Linked DNA regions of Homo sapiens: region 2 is linked to region 1. The links are chromatin contacts, found by Hi-C or POLR2A ChIA-PET in ENCODE. All regions are on one chromosome and are shown on one strand. The core of a region is the stretch at or near the end of the contact, and the rest is flanking DNA. Distances in the headings are between cores, read along the strand shown. Region 1 overlaps IL23R (interleukin 23 receptor). Region 2 overlaps IL12RB2 (interleukin 12 receptor subunit beta 2).

Evidence for each region. A loop is a pair of places that touch in the nucleus more often than their neighbours do. ChIA-PET counts read pairs that join two places held with the same protein, here RNA polymerase II (POLR2A). Pooled maps may share reads with other maps.
Region 2: a pooled map shows a loop between it and region 1 (2.7-fold over the local background). The contact joins two enhancer-like sites. A Hi-C loop is called at or near these places in 2 of 50 pooled maps. POLR2A ChIA-PET finds 5 or more read pairs at or near these places in 3 of 52 experiments (activated CD4-positive, alpha-beta T cell, activated T-cell and activated naive CD8-positive, alpha-beta T cell).

The regions. Positions count from the first base shown.
Region 1 is chr1:67,210,243-67,217,946 of GRCh38, forward strand. All of the region lies in intron 6 of IL23R (interleukin 23 receptor), which reads left to right. Among named protein-coding and RNA genes, the nearest start is that of IL23R, 48 kb to the left of the region's middle. RefSeq lists an enhancer at 5,123-5,262. Within about 2 kb of position 4,314, at least 2 of the 41 ENCODE cell types and tissues checked have a DNase peak (open chromatin) inside an H3K27ac peak, as active enhancers do.
Region 2 is chr1:67,396,792-67,404,495 of GRCh38, forward strand. IL12RB2 (interleukin 12 receptor subunit beta 2) reads left to right here. Exons shown (of 17, transcript NM_001374259.2): 17 at 1-1,933. Among named protein-coding and RNA genes, the nearest start is that of SERBP1, 30 kb to the right of the region's middle. Within about 2 kb of position 3,465, at least 2 of the 41 ENCODE cell types and tissues checked have a DNase peak (open chromatin) inside an H3K27ac peak, as active enhancers do.

The DNA.
Region 1 (7,704 bases), core at 3,064-5,563:
CATTAATAAAGTCACATCAGATAACAGCACCTGGGAACAACGTAATAAAACTCAGTAATTTCAGCTGTGGAGGAACACTAGCCTGATTTAGGAAGAAGTTCCAATTTTGATATATTTTAAAAGAAATGCTATTTGATTATTTTTAAGCGTAACAAACTGCCATTTAGTCCAAATAATTAAGAAATAGTTTCTGGCCTTTTTTTTTCCCTTCCGATACTTTTTTAAGGTTTTTTTTTTAGAGATAGACTCTCACTTCATCACCCAGGCTGAAGTTCAGTGGTGCAATCATAGCTCACTGCAGCCACAACCTCTTGGGCTCAAGTGATCCTCCTGCCTTAGCCTCCCAAGTAGCTGGGACTACAGTCACTCATCACTATGCCTGGCTAATTTATTTTTATTTTTATTTTTTTGTAGATTCTTGCCATGTTGCCCAGGCCGGTCTTGAACTAGCCTCAAATAATCCTCCCCCTGGCTTTCTCGTCAGCCTCCCAAAGTGCTAGGATTACAAGCATGAGCCACAGCACCTGGCCTGGCTTTTCTTAATTAACAGTTATGTATCAGCTGTGAAATTACCAGTTTTCAGCGCGTTAAATAAAGTGATATGTATTTAACACTAAAATACATTAAACATAACTTAATTTTTCTTTGGTGCTAAGCATGATTCCAAATCCTTTTGCTGTTTAAGACTGATTCTGAGTATCGGTTTTGCTATAGAGTAATATATCTTAAAAGTATCAAGAAGATGGGGGCAAAACTATACTAATTTTATTATATACCCTAAAAATTACTCATTAAAAGTAAATTCCTTACGTCAACTTGTTTACCTTTGTTCACTCAAATCATAAATGTGAACTTTATGGTTGTTTGCATACACTTAAATGGGATCCACGTTCTGCATCATTTGATTGATAATCAAGTGAAGATCCTGCTGAATTCCTTTTGCATATGCAGAATTTAGATTAAATTTCAAAACAACACAAATACAATTCTCAAGTCCTAGATTCTGAATTAATGGGGTTTTATCCTAATAAGACACCTGGGGTCCTTGTATAGTATCACAGTCATAGAATGATATTAAAGAATACTGAGTTTCTTAGGCTGGGTGCAGTGGCTCATGCCTGTAATCCCAGCACTTTGGGAGGCCAAGGCAGGCGGATCACCTGAGCTCAGGGATTGAAGACCAGACTGGCCATCATGGCAAAACCCCGTCTCTACTGAAAATACAAAAAATTTAGCCAAGCCTGGTGGTGTGTGCCTGTAATCCCAGCTACTCAGAAGGCTGAGGCAAGAGAATCGCTTGAATCTGGGAGGTGGAGGTTGCAATGAGCCAAGATGGAGCCACTGCACTCCAGCCTGGGTGACAGAGTGACTCTGTCTCCAGAGGAAAAAAAAAAAAAGGATACCAAATCCTCTTACTTCATGCAAATAGGAGTATGTAATAGACTAGAAAAAGTGTTTAGAAAATAGAAAGGAATTATATTATCAGTGTCTCTGAATAAGTTTTCAGAAGCCAACTGTTTTCTGGTTGAAACTCTTATTCTCTGCTCCCCCTGGTGGTGCTACATAGGCCATCTTGGTAACAGGTACATTTGAGCTCACTTTTCAAAACCTTCTCTTTATCAGAAGTGGCAAATAGAGTAGAAAGAATATTTGTTATCTCATATGCTCTTCATAACAATCCTTTGTGATAGGTAGTATTAGCTCCATTATATAAATAGGGAAATAGAGTTTGAAAGAAGTCAAGCCAGATTTTTTTGAACTTATACCGTCAGTAACTAAGTGCCTCTCACAGACTCTACATCACTTTAAAGACCAAATAAATATTTAGAAAATGAAAAGACAGGTTTCAATCCAAAGCCACTTCTGTCTCCTCCACCATTATTTTTTTCAGAAAGTTTTTTTAAACTCATGACTCCCTCAGTCAATCTACCACGTTTCCTTTAAACACAACCACTAACACAGAAAAAGTGAATTACCATTTCTATCCAGATCACTCAAGCCAAGTCACTGTAGCCAGAATGAAGCTTTGTTTACATTTGCTACTGTCAATTTCATCTGGGTCATGCATGAAGTGTTGTCTCTGCATGTCTGTAGGAAGACAGGAAAGTCAGAGTCAAGAGGAGTGGGAGGATACCAAAGATTACAGGTCTCTTCTACCACTTTAGCTCCGTGGTGGCATTGCCTCCATTAGATATTGCTGGAGGTGGGGGGTTTACTTCAAAGCGACAGGAAAGCCTTGTGGCCAAGAGCACAGGCTCTAGAGTTCAAAGCCTGGCTCTGCTACTTTCTAGTCATGCAATCTTTTTTTTTTTTTTCCTTTTGAGACAGGGTCTTGCTCTACTGCCCAGGCTGGAGCGCAGTGGCGCAATCTCAGCTCACTGCAGCCTTGACCTCCTGGACTCAAGCAATCCTCCTGCCTCAGTCTCCCAAGTAGCTGACCACAGGAGAGTGCCACCATGCCCAGCTAAATTTTAAAAATTTTTCTGTAGAGACAGGGTTGTGTCATGTTGCCCAGGCTAGTGTCAAGGTCTCTAACTGCTGAGCTCAAGCAACCATCCCGCCTCAGCCTCCCAAAGTGCTGGTATTACAGGCACGAGCCACTGCTCCTGGCTAAGTCATGCAATCTTTCTTTTTCTTTTTTTTTCTTTTTAGACAGAGTCTCACTGTGTTGCCCAGGCTGGAGTGCAGTGGCGTGATCTTGGCTCACTGCAACCTCTGCTTCCCGGGTTCAAGCGATTCTCCTGACTCAGCCTCCCTAGTAGCTGGGATTACAGGCATCGGGCACCACGTCTGGCTTCTTTTTGTATTTTTAGTAGAGATGGGGTTTCACCACGTTGGCCAGGCTGATCCCAAGTGATCTGCCCATCTCGGCCTCCCAAAATGCTGAGATTACAGGTGCGAGCCACTGCGCCCGGCCTAGTCATGCAATCTTGAGCATGTTTCTTATCTTCTCTGTGCCTCGTTATTCCCATACATAACATGGGGATAAGATAAGCCCTTATATCATGTGTTTGTTGTGGGAAAGGGGATCCAATGATGTAAGAAGTTAGCTACAAGCCTGGAATAGTGTAATTGTTCACTAAATGCTAGCTAGTAATGTTACTCTCTAGCCTCTAGGGGAGCCATGCAGCAGGGATAGTAGAGCAAAGGAATCCAACTGAAAGTCACAGTATTGAGGGTGCTTTTCAGCCCCTTTAGCTAAGGTACATACAGACTGTGAAGTATCTAAGGGAATTAGGCTGACGAGGCAAGGAGAATATGTGCCACGCAGCAGTCCATGTTTCAGGCAATGATGGATGGCATATATGATGGTGGTCCCATAAACTTATCATGCAGCTGAAAAATTTCTGTCACCTAGTGATTTATATTACAATTGCCTGCAGGATTCAGTACAGTAACATGCTTTATAGGTTTGTAGCCTAGAAGCAACAGGCTATACCATATAGCCTAGGTGTGTAGTAGGCTATACCACCCAGGTTTGTGTAATTACAATCTATGATGTTCGTACAATGATGAAATCGCTTAATGATGCATTTCTCAGAATGTATCCCTGTCGTTAAGTGACACATGACTCTAGTTATCTCTTGAAAGATGGTTCCAGGTCAAAGCTTCAGATTTTGTCTCTGGAGACACAGCTGCCTCTGGGAGAACATTTACAAACATCTTGCTCCCACCTCATTTACCTCTCTCCCTTCTGAATTCCCTAGAAGTCTAGCTTAGACCAGGTTGGAATATATACAGATTTTAGTAAAGGCTCAGAGATAGCAAGAAGAAAATAAATCTCAGCTGGGAGGGGTGATACAAGCCTATATTCAGCTACCTGAGAGACTGAGGCAGGAAGATCACTTGAGCCAGGGTTTTGAGGCTGTAATGCACTATGATCCCACCAGGGATAGCCACTGCACTGCAGCCGGGGCAATACAGTGAGACCCCCATCTCTATAAAAAGAAAGAAAATAAACATCTCAGAGAAAAACCACCTACTATGTAATCTTGATTACAAAATATAACTAGCTTTTCAAAGTTGGTTTGAGACCTGTCTTTTCATTTTCTAAATATTTATGTGGTCTTTAAAGTGATGTAGAGTCTGTGAGAGGCACTCAGTTACTGATGGTATAAGTTCAAAAAAATCTGGCTTGACCTCTTTCAAACTCTGTTTCCCTATTTATATAATGGAGCTAATACTACCTGTCACAAAGGATTGTTATGAAGACCATATGAGATAACAAATATTCTTTCAGTTCCATTTGCCACTTCTGACAAAGAGAAGGTTTTGAAAAGTGAGCTCAAATGTACCTGTTACCAAGATGGCCTATGTAGCACCACCAGGGGGAGCAGAGAATGAGAGTTTCAACCAGAAAACAGTTGGTTTCTGAAAACTTATTCAGAGACACTGGTAATATAATTCCTTTCTATTTTCTAAACATTTTTCTAGTCTATTACATACTCCTATTTACATGAAATAAGAGGGATTGGTATATCGGCTATCTACTGCTACGATTGAGGGAAGAGAGAGACCCTCTCATATTGTTTTATATTTTTTTATACTCAGTACCTGTTTTAAGAAAAAACAACAAGGAAGTAAAAGCAAAGACAGGCAACCCAGCACCAGGCCCGAAACCAGGACTGGGCCTGCCTGGCCAAAACCCAGTAGTTAAAAATCAACTCATAACTTAGAAAGCGATGTTATTCATAGATTCCAGACATTGTATAGAAGAACATTGTGAAACTCCCTGCCCTGTTTTGTTTCTCTCTGACCACTGGTGCATGCAGCCTCTGTCACGTACCGCCTGCTTGCTCAAATCAATCACGACCCTTTCATGTGAAATCTGTAGTGTTGTGAGCCCTTTAAAAGGACAGAAATTGTGCATTCGGGGAGCTCGGATTTTAAGGCGGTAGATTGCCGATGCTCCCAGCTGAATAAAGCCCTTCCTTCTATAACTCGGTGTCTGAGAGGTTTTGTCTGCGGCTCGTCCTGCTACACAATAATGTGTAACAAACTGCCACAAAAGCTGAAGGGACATATAACAATAAACATTTATTTCTCAATGTCAGTGGGGTCCAGCTGGTCTAAGGTGAGCTTTGCTGGAATTGGGCATGTGTTTGCAGCTCAGCTGGCTCACTCCTATGTCTTTGCATGAGCTCTCCTCTACATGTCTCCTGGTCCTCTTTCTGCCATCAACAGGCTAGCCTGGGCATGTCCTTATGGTGATGGCAGAGGGCAAGAGTACCTAAGGCCCAATCTTTCCAGTGTCTTTCAATCCTCTGCTTATATCAGGCTTACCAATGTCTGTTGGCTCAAAGCAAGCTACATGGACAAACCAGAGCCAGAATGGGAGAACGTTCAAAGCTACATGGTAAAGGGCCAGGATATGGGGCTGGGAAATTACCTGGGCATTATTGCAATCCACCTCAAAATGTCATCAAGGCTCTCCACCTGCTGCTGGAACCAGTTCGTGTGAGGAGAGGAAGATGGTAGCATCTTTCCAAACAATAAAGACCAAGAACCTTGGCAGTCTTCATCCTACTCTAGCATTTGACACTGTTGACCACCTTGTCCTGAAAATGTCTCTCCTCTTGGTTTTCCCATTTCAAGAATGTGTTAGTCTTCTATCAATATTTCTGGATGCCCTTTCCTTTGTAAATTATTTTTTCTGCCAATTCCCTAAACATTGACATTCCCTTCATACCTACCATCTCACTGTCTCCTCTCTTTCTTACTCCTTTCACCTATTCCCAAGGCCTCAGCTACACCTGTATGTAGGCTAGAAACTGGAGCCCTCCCAACTCTCATGAAAGTCAGACCTATATTTCTAACTATTTGTTTGTATCTTTATGGGCTGTCTCCTAGGCCCCTCAAATTCATGTCAAAAATTGAGCTCCCAGTTGCGAACGGCAATCCACACCTACTTCCGTATACTCTGTTTCAGGGCATTTGCCACATTGTATATACTTGCCTGTTTACACTTCTATTTCTCTACTCTTTAACTGTGAACTCATGGAAGGCAGAGATGTGCCATGATCATTTTTTGCATCTCCATTGATTTTTATAATGTCAAGTTCATGTGGATAATATTTTGAAACATTAGCTATTACTATTATTATTATTATTTGTCTAATGGTGTCCAACTTTAGTGACAGAGGCAGGGAAATCTCAGCTATGTGTTCAAGTAAGTGGATTATTGGTGACTCATTTCTCTAATTAAGCTACACCAGGGTCTCAGCAAACTTTTTATTCAAGGGCCAAATGGTAAACATTTTAGGCTTTGCAGAACATAAGATTTCTGTCTCAACTACTCAACTCTGTGTTTGTAGCGTGAAAGCAGTCACAGACAATTATGTAAATGAATGGGCATAGTCTGTTCCAATTAAAATTTCATTTTTGGACACTGAAATTTGAATTTCACATAATTTCCATACATCATGAAATAGTCTTTTTTTAAAAAAAATTTCTTTCAACCATTTAAAAGTGAGAAAACCATTCTTAACTTAGGCTGCACAAAACCAAGTATTTATTCTTTTCTTGAAAGGGCTGATAGAACAGCATACAGATAGCAAAGACAAATCCTTGGCTTCGGCATTTCCAAGTCTGAAGGTTGGTATAAGACAGAAAATGTGGAAAAATGTATGATTAGTCACAAATAAGTTTCCCCATCACCACCCCATTTCCCTCCTCTACCAAACACTAGATAAAAATTACTTGGGCAGAAAGGGGAGGAGGTTGTAGGGTAAAGGGAGAAACCAAGGGTTTAGACACTGGTGGGTTACCAAGGACCCTCTCATCCAGTGCCATGCCCCATACTGATAGTTGGGGAAGGTAGGAATTATAGAACTCTAACTAGGTTGGAGATTTTTTCTTCCCTCCACCCAAGGATGTTCCCAGGAACTTATATTTAACATAAGAAAAGAGAGATCTCAAACTGAAGAATATTACGTTTCAATGACCCCTAACCTTCAGAGTTGAGGCTCTAAGTAGAAATGGACTTACTTCAAAATTTCTTGCACTCTTGAAATTATACTATTTACAGAGGCACTCAATTAAGTCCAGCTCTTTCAATGTTCATTTTAGCCTCCAAAGATATCATCCTGAGGTATCATGTTGTACTTGCAGGGCCCTAAGCAGCCACCTGGTTTGCCTCATGGTTTAAACAACTGATAACAGTTCCATAACGTTCTTCTTACTATTTTGGAATTCTGGCTGTACTTTACGGTATTTCTTTCCTTTAAGAGGACTTATCTATAAATGTAATGGCAGCAAACATATTGGAGACTAACAACTTCCTTACAAGAGACACTAATATGAAGCAGAGTGCATTTGAGAGTCAAATCTTTGGCACAGTAAGTAAAATTTCTCTAGATCCCAGGAGACCTCAGACACTCTCCAGTTATATTAACATTGCAGAAAATTTCCAGGGCCATGAATAGAGACATGGCTTATGGAAACTCTGAAAGATATCTTTCATGCAGAGTTTGAAAAATATCATTCAGAGTTTCCATAAGCCATGTCTCAATAGACAAAACTATTCTAGGGCAGATGACATCCCCCAAACAAATATTTTCATGAATTTTACATTTTCAGTGCATTGCAAGTTTTAAGGATTAATGTTAAGGTTGGGTTTTAAATGGAAGCATCCCTGAATGAGGTTGATACCTCATTCTTTTTTTTTTTTAATCTCAATCGTTGTAACTTTCTCTTTCATGAGTA
Region 2 (7,704 bases), core at 2,215-4,714, 190 kb after region 1:
GCCCCCAAGGTGGTCATGACTGGTCTCATTTGCAGAAGTCTAAGAATGTACCTTTTTCTGGCCGGGCGTGGTAGCTCATGCCTGTAATCCCAGCACTTTGGGAGGCTGAGGCAGGCGGATCATGAGGTCAGGAGATCGAGACCATTCTGGCTAACATGGTGAAACCCCATCTCTACTAAAAATATTTTTAAAAAAAATTAACTGGGCGTGATGGCGGGCGCCTGTAGTCCCAGCTACTCGGGAGGCTGAGGGAGGAGAATGACATGAACCTGGGAGGTGGGGCTTGCAGTGAGCCACTGCACTCCAGCCTGGGCAACAGAGCAAGACTCTGTCTCAAAAAAGAAAAAAAAAAAAAAGAATGTACCTTTTTCCTAGATTTGCTGGTTTATTGTTTTATTTTGGCTTCATCCTCTTTCAGCAAATCAAGGGCAGCTGGATGGTGAAGACCTATATTGTAAACTCACCATAGTACCATAGTACCTTGGGCAACCCAGCCTCCCACTCTGAATCTCGGGTGTCTTGTAAAGGGCTGGACCAAAGGCTCCCTGACCCCTTGTTTCCTCTCCTTTTTGCTGCAGCAGGCCCTGCCTTCAGGACCAGGGCTGTCTCAGGGTCTAAGACCCCAACCTCTGAGGTTGTCCTCAGAAGTGGTCTGTCCCCTGTTCCCAAAGGCACAGCTTTCATTCCCGGAGAAGATATTGAGCTGGTCCTCTGCCAGCTCAAGTTGAGCCTGGAAGATAACTCTCTTTTCCACAACATGGACTTGGAACATGATCCATGTTTTGCTCTTTAAAGCTGTGGCCCCTGGCTTGCCACCCTCCCTAGCCCATTGCTGCCTCTGTCTCTTCACCATAGGCACTTCTGCCAAACTAGTGGAGAAGTCTTGGTCTAAACTGCTAATAATGCTCTTCCCTAAAGAACAGGATAAAAGATCCAAAATACTTTTTCTTAAATTCCTGTCAAGCCTGGGGTCCACCCCGTACCCCTTCCCACATGAACGCTGGAACTGAGATGGCTTCCCCATCATCGTCTGGATTTTCATTTAACAAAGTACTTGTTGTAAATGTGTACTTCTTGCCTAACGTGAGGAACTAAAAACTTGTCCATGCATACCCCAGTCCTGTAGAAATAACTGTTCTCGGGCTTTAGGTTTTCCAGATTTCCCTCAGAGCTCTAGAAACTGAGCGATGGACAGTTGCTCTGCTTCTTCAGGTTGGAACTCTTGATACATCCTTGTTTCCTGAAATTCCAAACTTAACACCTATAGTTCTCTCAGGCTTTTTTTGAAAAGTTCCTTCGTTTCTATTTCTATTCCACTCTATTTAGCTATTATTGTGCGGCACCCCCAATGGTTCCTTTCCTCTCAGCATCGCTGTAGCTTGCCTGTACCCAGGACATGCCCTTGACTGGCACAAACCGTGACAGACATGCCCTTGACTGGCACAAACCATGACAGACAAGGCCACCTCCTCAGAAGCGGAACAACCTATTATCTTTTGGCAATGGGAGCTAACTTCACTGTTTTCTTACAATACCTGGTTTTTCCTATCTTTGGTTTCCTTTTGATTATCTCTCATCCATCTCAGCCACTATTCTCCTCCCCTCCCTTGTGTCTACAACACCCCATTTTACCAAGTCTCCCATTTAACCTCCCCATCCTTTTCTTTCCCTTAAAGTCTCATATGATACTGCAGTCCTCATTTGTCTTCCCAAAAAAAAAAAAGAATTTTTTTTTTTTTAAGGAATCCTTCCTTGACTCCTAAAGACTCCTAAGGATGCTGAGGCCTCCTCAGCATGATTTCCATATACTTACTTTCTCTGTTGGACTGCAGACAACTTGAAAGCAGGAACTTTGGCAGTGTTTCCCCAGCACCAGCATCATGCCTGGTCCATAGTAGCTACCAATAAAAAAGTAAGCATCATGAACCCAAAAGTATCTGAGAAAGGTCTCAATTAATTTAAAAAGTTTTTATTTTGCTAAGGTTAAGGACACACATGACCCACCCTCAGAAGGTCCGGAGGACATGTGCCCAAAGTGGTTAAGGCACAGCTTGGTTTTATACATTTTAGGGAGATATAAGACATCAATCAACATATGTAAGATGTACATTGGTTGGGTCTGGAAAGGCAGGATAACTCAAAGTGGGGGCTTCCAGGTCATAGGTAAATAAGAGACAAAAGATTGCATTCTTTTGGGGTTTTGATCAGCCTTTTACTAAATACACAATTTACATGTGAGAAGGAGGTAGCTCAGGTGAACAGAGGGATGACTTTGAGTTCTGTGTATCCTTTGTCCCACACTTGTGAAGATCAGCTATGGTGAAATTCAACAGAACTGTTTTAGAGTAAAGATCTTGAAGCCCTCGTAGGCAAATTGTGAGGAAAGTATGCAGTTTTTCGGGGGAGAAGGGGAATAAAATGGGAGGCAGCTTTGCCTGATGCAGTTCCCAGCTTGACTTTTCCCTTTGCCTTAGACTGATTGTCTTTTCGCAGCAGTATCACTTGCCACTGCTTTGTCTTATTCTTTCTATTCCAGAAGCCAGCCCATCTGTGCCCATTTCCTCCTTATTGGAACAATTGTTTGCATTCGTTCATTTTCCTCCCCAAACCCCATTCTCTCCCATTTGTTGACAGCACCATTGTGATGCATGGAGGGGTGTTTCTCATTTTAAAGACGTATTTGAGCATGTCTTTGGCAGCTCACTCTGCCAGATAAGGTGTCCTCTTTCCATGAATGACAGAAGATGGGTAACTCTGTTCTGCCATTGCCCCAAGCGGTTTTCACAATCTGCCCTTCTCCCCTCTGCCCCCCACCACTAGTAAAAACCCCAAACCAAGTTGCTAGGTTCACCAGATCTAGGTGATACTCACCAACATACAGCTAGGCTTTCATTCCTCAGGAAAATTGCAATTTTGTGGTCTTATAATGATATATATTGGTTTCCATCCATGGTTGCGGGCTCCTGATGTCAGAGGTGTTTGAACCAAAGCAACTCCATCTTGAATAGAGGCTGGGTAACATAAGGCTGAGACCTACTGGGCTGCATTCTCAGGAGGTTAGGCATTCTTAGTCACAGGATGAGATAGGTTGGCACAAGATGTCACAAAGACCCTGCTGATAAAAGAGGTTGTGGTAAAGAAGCCAAACAAAACCCACCAAAACCAAGATGGTGACGAAAGTGACCTCTGGTCATCCTCACGCTTATTATATGCTAATTATAATGCATATAATTAGCATATAATATGCATATGTTAACATGCTAACAGACACTCCCTCCATGACAGTTTACAAATGCCAAGGCAACGTCAGAAAGTTACCCTATAGGGTTTAAAAGGGGGAGAAACTCACAGCTCTGGGAATTGCCTACTCCTTTCCTGGAAAACTCATGAATAATTCACCTCTTGTTTAGCATATAATCAAGAAATAACTCAGGCCAGGCATGGTGACTCACGCCTGTAATCCGAGCACTTTGGGAGGCTGAGGTGGGTGGATCACCTGAGGTGTCAGGAGTTCCAGACCAGACTGGCCAACATGGTGAAACCCCATCTGTACTAAAAATACAAAATTAGTCAGGCATAGTGGCATGCGCCTATAATCCCAGCTACTCAGGTGGCTGAGACGAGAATCGCTTTGAACCCGGGAGGTGGAGGTTGCAGTGAGCCGAGATTGCACCATTGCACTCCAGCCTGGGCAACACAGCGAGACTGTCACAAACAAACAAACAAACAAACAACAACAACAACAAAACTGTAAGTATACTCAATTGAGCAGCCCACGCTGTTGCTCTATGGAGTAGCCATTCTTTCATTCCTTTACTTTCTTAATAAACTTACTTTCGCTTTACTCTGTGGATTCACCTCAAATTCTTTCTTGTTCAAGATCCAAGAATCCCCTCTTGGGGTCTGGATGGGGACTCCATTGTTATGGATGTCCCATAACAATAACTCCCGTAGCCCTCCTCAGTCTTTTGCTATGTTGGGTGTGTCAGGCCTCAGGGACCAGCCTCTGACCTTCTCCTATCCTCCTTTCACTCTAACATTCCCCTGCCTTTCCAATTGTGAGTCTTAAGACCCTCCCATGAGAGGGTCCCACCCATACCCTGGGAGAAGGAAGGCTGATGTCATGAAGCTTCCATAAAAACCCAAGAGGGCCAGGCACGGTTGGCTCACACCTGTAATCCCAGCACTTTTGGAGGCCGAGGTGGGTGGATGACTCTAGGCCAGGAGTTCGAGACCAGCCTGGCTAATATGGCAAAAACCCCATTTCCACTAAAAATACAAAAATTAACCAAGCATGGTGGCACATGCCCATAATCTTGACTACTTGGAAGGCTGGGGCATGAGAATCGCTTGAACTAGGGAGGTGGAGGTTGGGGTGAGCCAAGATCATGCCACTGCACTCCAGCCTGGGCGACAGGGCAAGACTGTCTTAAAAGACAACAACAAAAAGCAAAACCCAAGAGGACTGGATTCAGAGAGCGTGAGAGCGTCCAGATGATAGCTGAACATGTGGAGATTCCTAAAAGGTGGCGCATGGGAGCTCCATGCCCCTTCCCCCATTCCTTGCACTACATATCTCTTTATCTGTATCCTTTGGAATAAACCAATCAAAGTTGTGTCTCGGAGTTCTGTGAGCTGCTCCAGTAAATTAATCAAACCCAAAGAAGGGGCTGTGGGAACAACTTGAAGCTGATCGGTCAGAAGTTCCAGGGGGCTGGACTTACAACCGGTGGGAGTGGGACAGTCTTGGGGACTGAGCCCGCAACTTGTGGGATCTGACACTATCTCTGGGTTCCCAATACCCAGAATAGTGTTGGCACTGAATTAGAGGACACCCAGATGACGTCTGCTGCTTGGTGTGGGGAAACACCCCCTGATGTCCACCATCTGGTCACAGAAGTTGCTTCTGTATTTAGTTGTGGTCTGAGAGTAAAGCCCAGCTAATTTTTGTATTTTTTGTAGAGACAGGGTTTTGCAGTGTTGCTCAGGCTGGTCTCAAACTCCTAAACTCAAGTGATTCGCCTGCCTCGGCCTCCTCAAGTGCTGGGACTACAGGTGTGAGCCACCGCACTCAGCCCTTGAGTTCATTCTTAATGAATTCATGGAAATCCTCACCATCAACTGTGAGATCCTCACCATGAGTATCTTTGAAGGACCTCTCTTTCCCTGAAGCCAGAGATTTTATTTTCTGGGTTTCTGCCTACCTTATAGGCAATAGGAAAATTAAACTAGTGTTAGTTTTTTTCTCTTCCTTCTCTTCACATTATCCCAATTTTTCAGCTTCCATTAATAGCTTTTCAGCTTCAGCATTAAGTCACCAATCCCCTGAGACCTGTGAAAGCAATGCCAAACTAGGCACATTCTATTATAGTCAGCTCCCCATGTACGATTCTTGGTTTATCTCCACCAGGTTCTACTCTTTTTAATCTAAATTAAAAATTTTGCATCTAATGCAGTTGTCACCTGTCCCAATAGCACCACTCAAGCCCTCCAAAGGAGGCATGTTTTCCTCTTCCTAACTTGCAGGACTCATGGAAGTTCACATTATCCACCTCTATGAAAGGCTTACAGGTGGACCCTCATGAGTAAAGCACCTCTCAAGAGATCAGAGGGTCTTCTTCCCACCCTAGAAAAAGATAAGCAATTCAATCAATCTGCTGGCTGATGGAAACAAACTGGATCATTACATCACAGCCTGATTAGAATGAATTTCCAAAATAGATTAAAATTAAAGCCTTGCAAAACTCTCTCTCTCTCTCTCTCACACACACACACACACACACACACACACACACACACACACACAAATATTTGCAACAGGTCAGGCATGGTGGCTCATGCCTGTAATCCCAGGACTTTGGGAGGCCGAGGTGGGCAGATCACTTGAGATCAGGAGTTCAAGACCAGCCTGGCCAACATGGAGAAACCCTGTCTCTACTTTAAAAAAAAAAAAAAAAAAATTAGCTGGGCATGATGGTGGGCGCCTGTAATCCCAGCTACTCAGGAGGCTGAGGCATGAGAATTGCTTGAACCTGGGAGGTGGAGGTTGCAGTGAGCTAAGATTGCGCCACTGCACTCCATCCTGGGCAATAGAGTAAGACTCCATCTCAAAAAATAAAAATAAAAATAAAAATCAGGAGTGTAAGTTGGCCCCTTTGTGGAGGGCAGACGGGCAATATTCGATAAAATCTGAATAAGCAACTCCACTCCTACATATAGCCCAAGGAACAGTATAATTATATTAAATTGAATACAGGATTCCTCAACAGCATTTGATTTTATAAAATGGTGAGGGGCAGGGAGTGAGAGGGAAAAGCCTTAAATGCCCTTCAGTAGAGACCTGGTTAAATCATGATATATCTGTACAATGAAACACTGAATTTCAAGGAATCTAAGACTCCAGCAGTTTTAAGACATCTCATTAGTTTATGTTCTAAGTAGAAAAAAATGCCAATAAAACGATAATATGCCATTGATATCTATGATGCACAATTTAACATGTTAATACGCCTGAAATTTGGGATCTTAGAATTGATAAAAAGCATTCTATGCAGTTTTGTTTTGTTTTTAGTATAAGCAAGGCCAGGTGCAGTGGCTCATGCCTATATTCCCAGCTCTTTGGGTGGCCAGGGCCAGAGGATCACTTAAAGCCAGTTCGAGACCAGCCTGGGCAATAACATAGCAAGACCCCATCTCTACCAAGTTTTTTTTTTTTTTTAATTAGCTGGGTATGGTGGCTTATACCTGTAGTCCCAGCTACCTGGGAGGTGGAGGCAGGAGGATCACCTGGGCAAGAGTGAGACCTCTTTTTTTTTTTTTTTTTGAGACGGAGTCTTGCTCTGTCACCCAGGCTGGAGTGCAGTGGCATAATCTTGGCTCACTGCAAACTCCACCTCCCGGGTTCAAGTGATTCTCCTGCCTCAGCCTCCCGAGTAGCAGGGATTACAGATGCCCGCCACCATGCCCGGCTAATTTTTGTATTTTTAGTAGAGATGGGGTTTCACCATGTTGGCCAGGCTGGCCTCGAACTCCTGACCTTGTGATTCACCCGCCTAGGCCTCCCAAACTGCTGGGATTAAAGGAGTGAGCCACCATGCCTGGCAGACCCTGTCTCTTTAAAAAAAAAAAAAAAAAAAATATATATATATATATATATATTTGACATGGAAACGGTCATTTACAAAAGGCTGAATATTTGTAATGACGTCTGGAAAAAATAAGAAAAAGGAAAAAAAGGCTGAATAGAATCATTTCACTTTCATAAATCAATGCAAAAAATTGTAAAGAATACACATTAAAATGCTAACCATGGTTACCTCTAGCCATAGTTTTTAACTAAATTTTTGCGTTCTTTTAATCACACCTACTCACTACTCTTATAATTGGATACTCAATAAAATATTACCAATTTCTTTTCAAAGACCTGGGACAGGGGGTCTAGAAACAGATACTGCTGACTACTTTCTTTGTGGCCCTGTCCCATGTTTCTTTTGCCCTGCCTTCTGTGTTTGGCACTTGCATTGACCCTTAGTGCTTCTGTCAGACCAAGAAAAGGCAAAGCACATGACACAATCAAGTGATGTGGGGATGGGAGTGTTAAGGTAGTATTTGAGGTCATCAGTCTTTGAAATCCAATTTATGTATAGGCCAGGCGTGGTGGCTCATGCCTGTAATCCCAGCACTTTAGGAGGCCGAGGCGGGTGA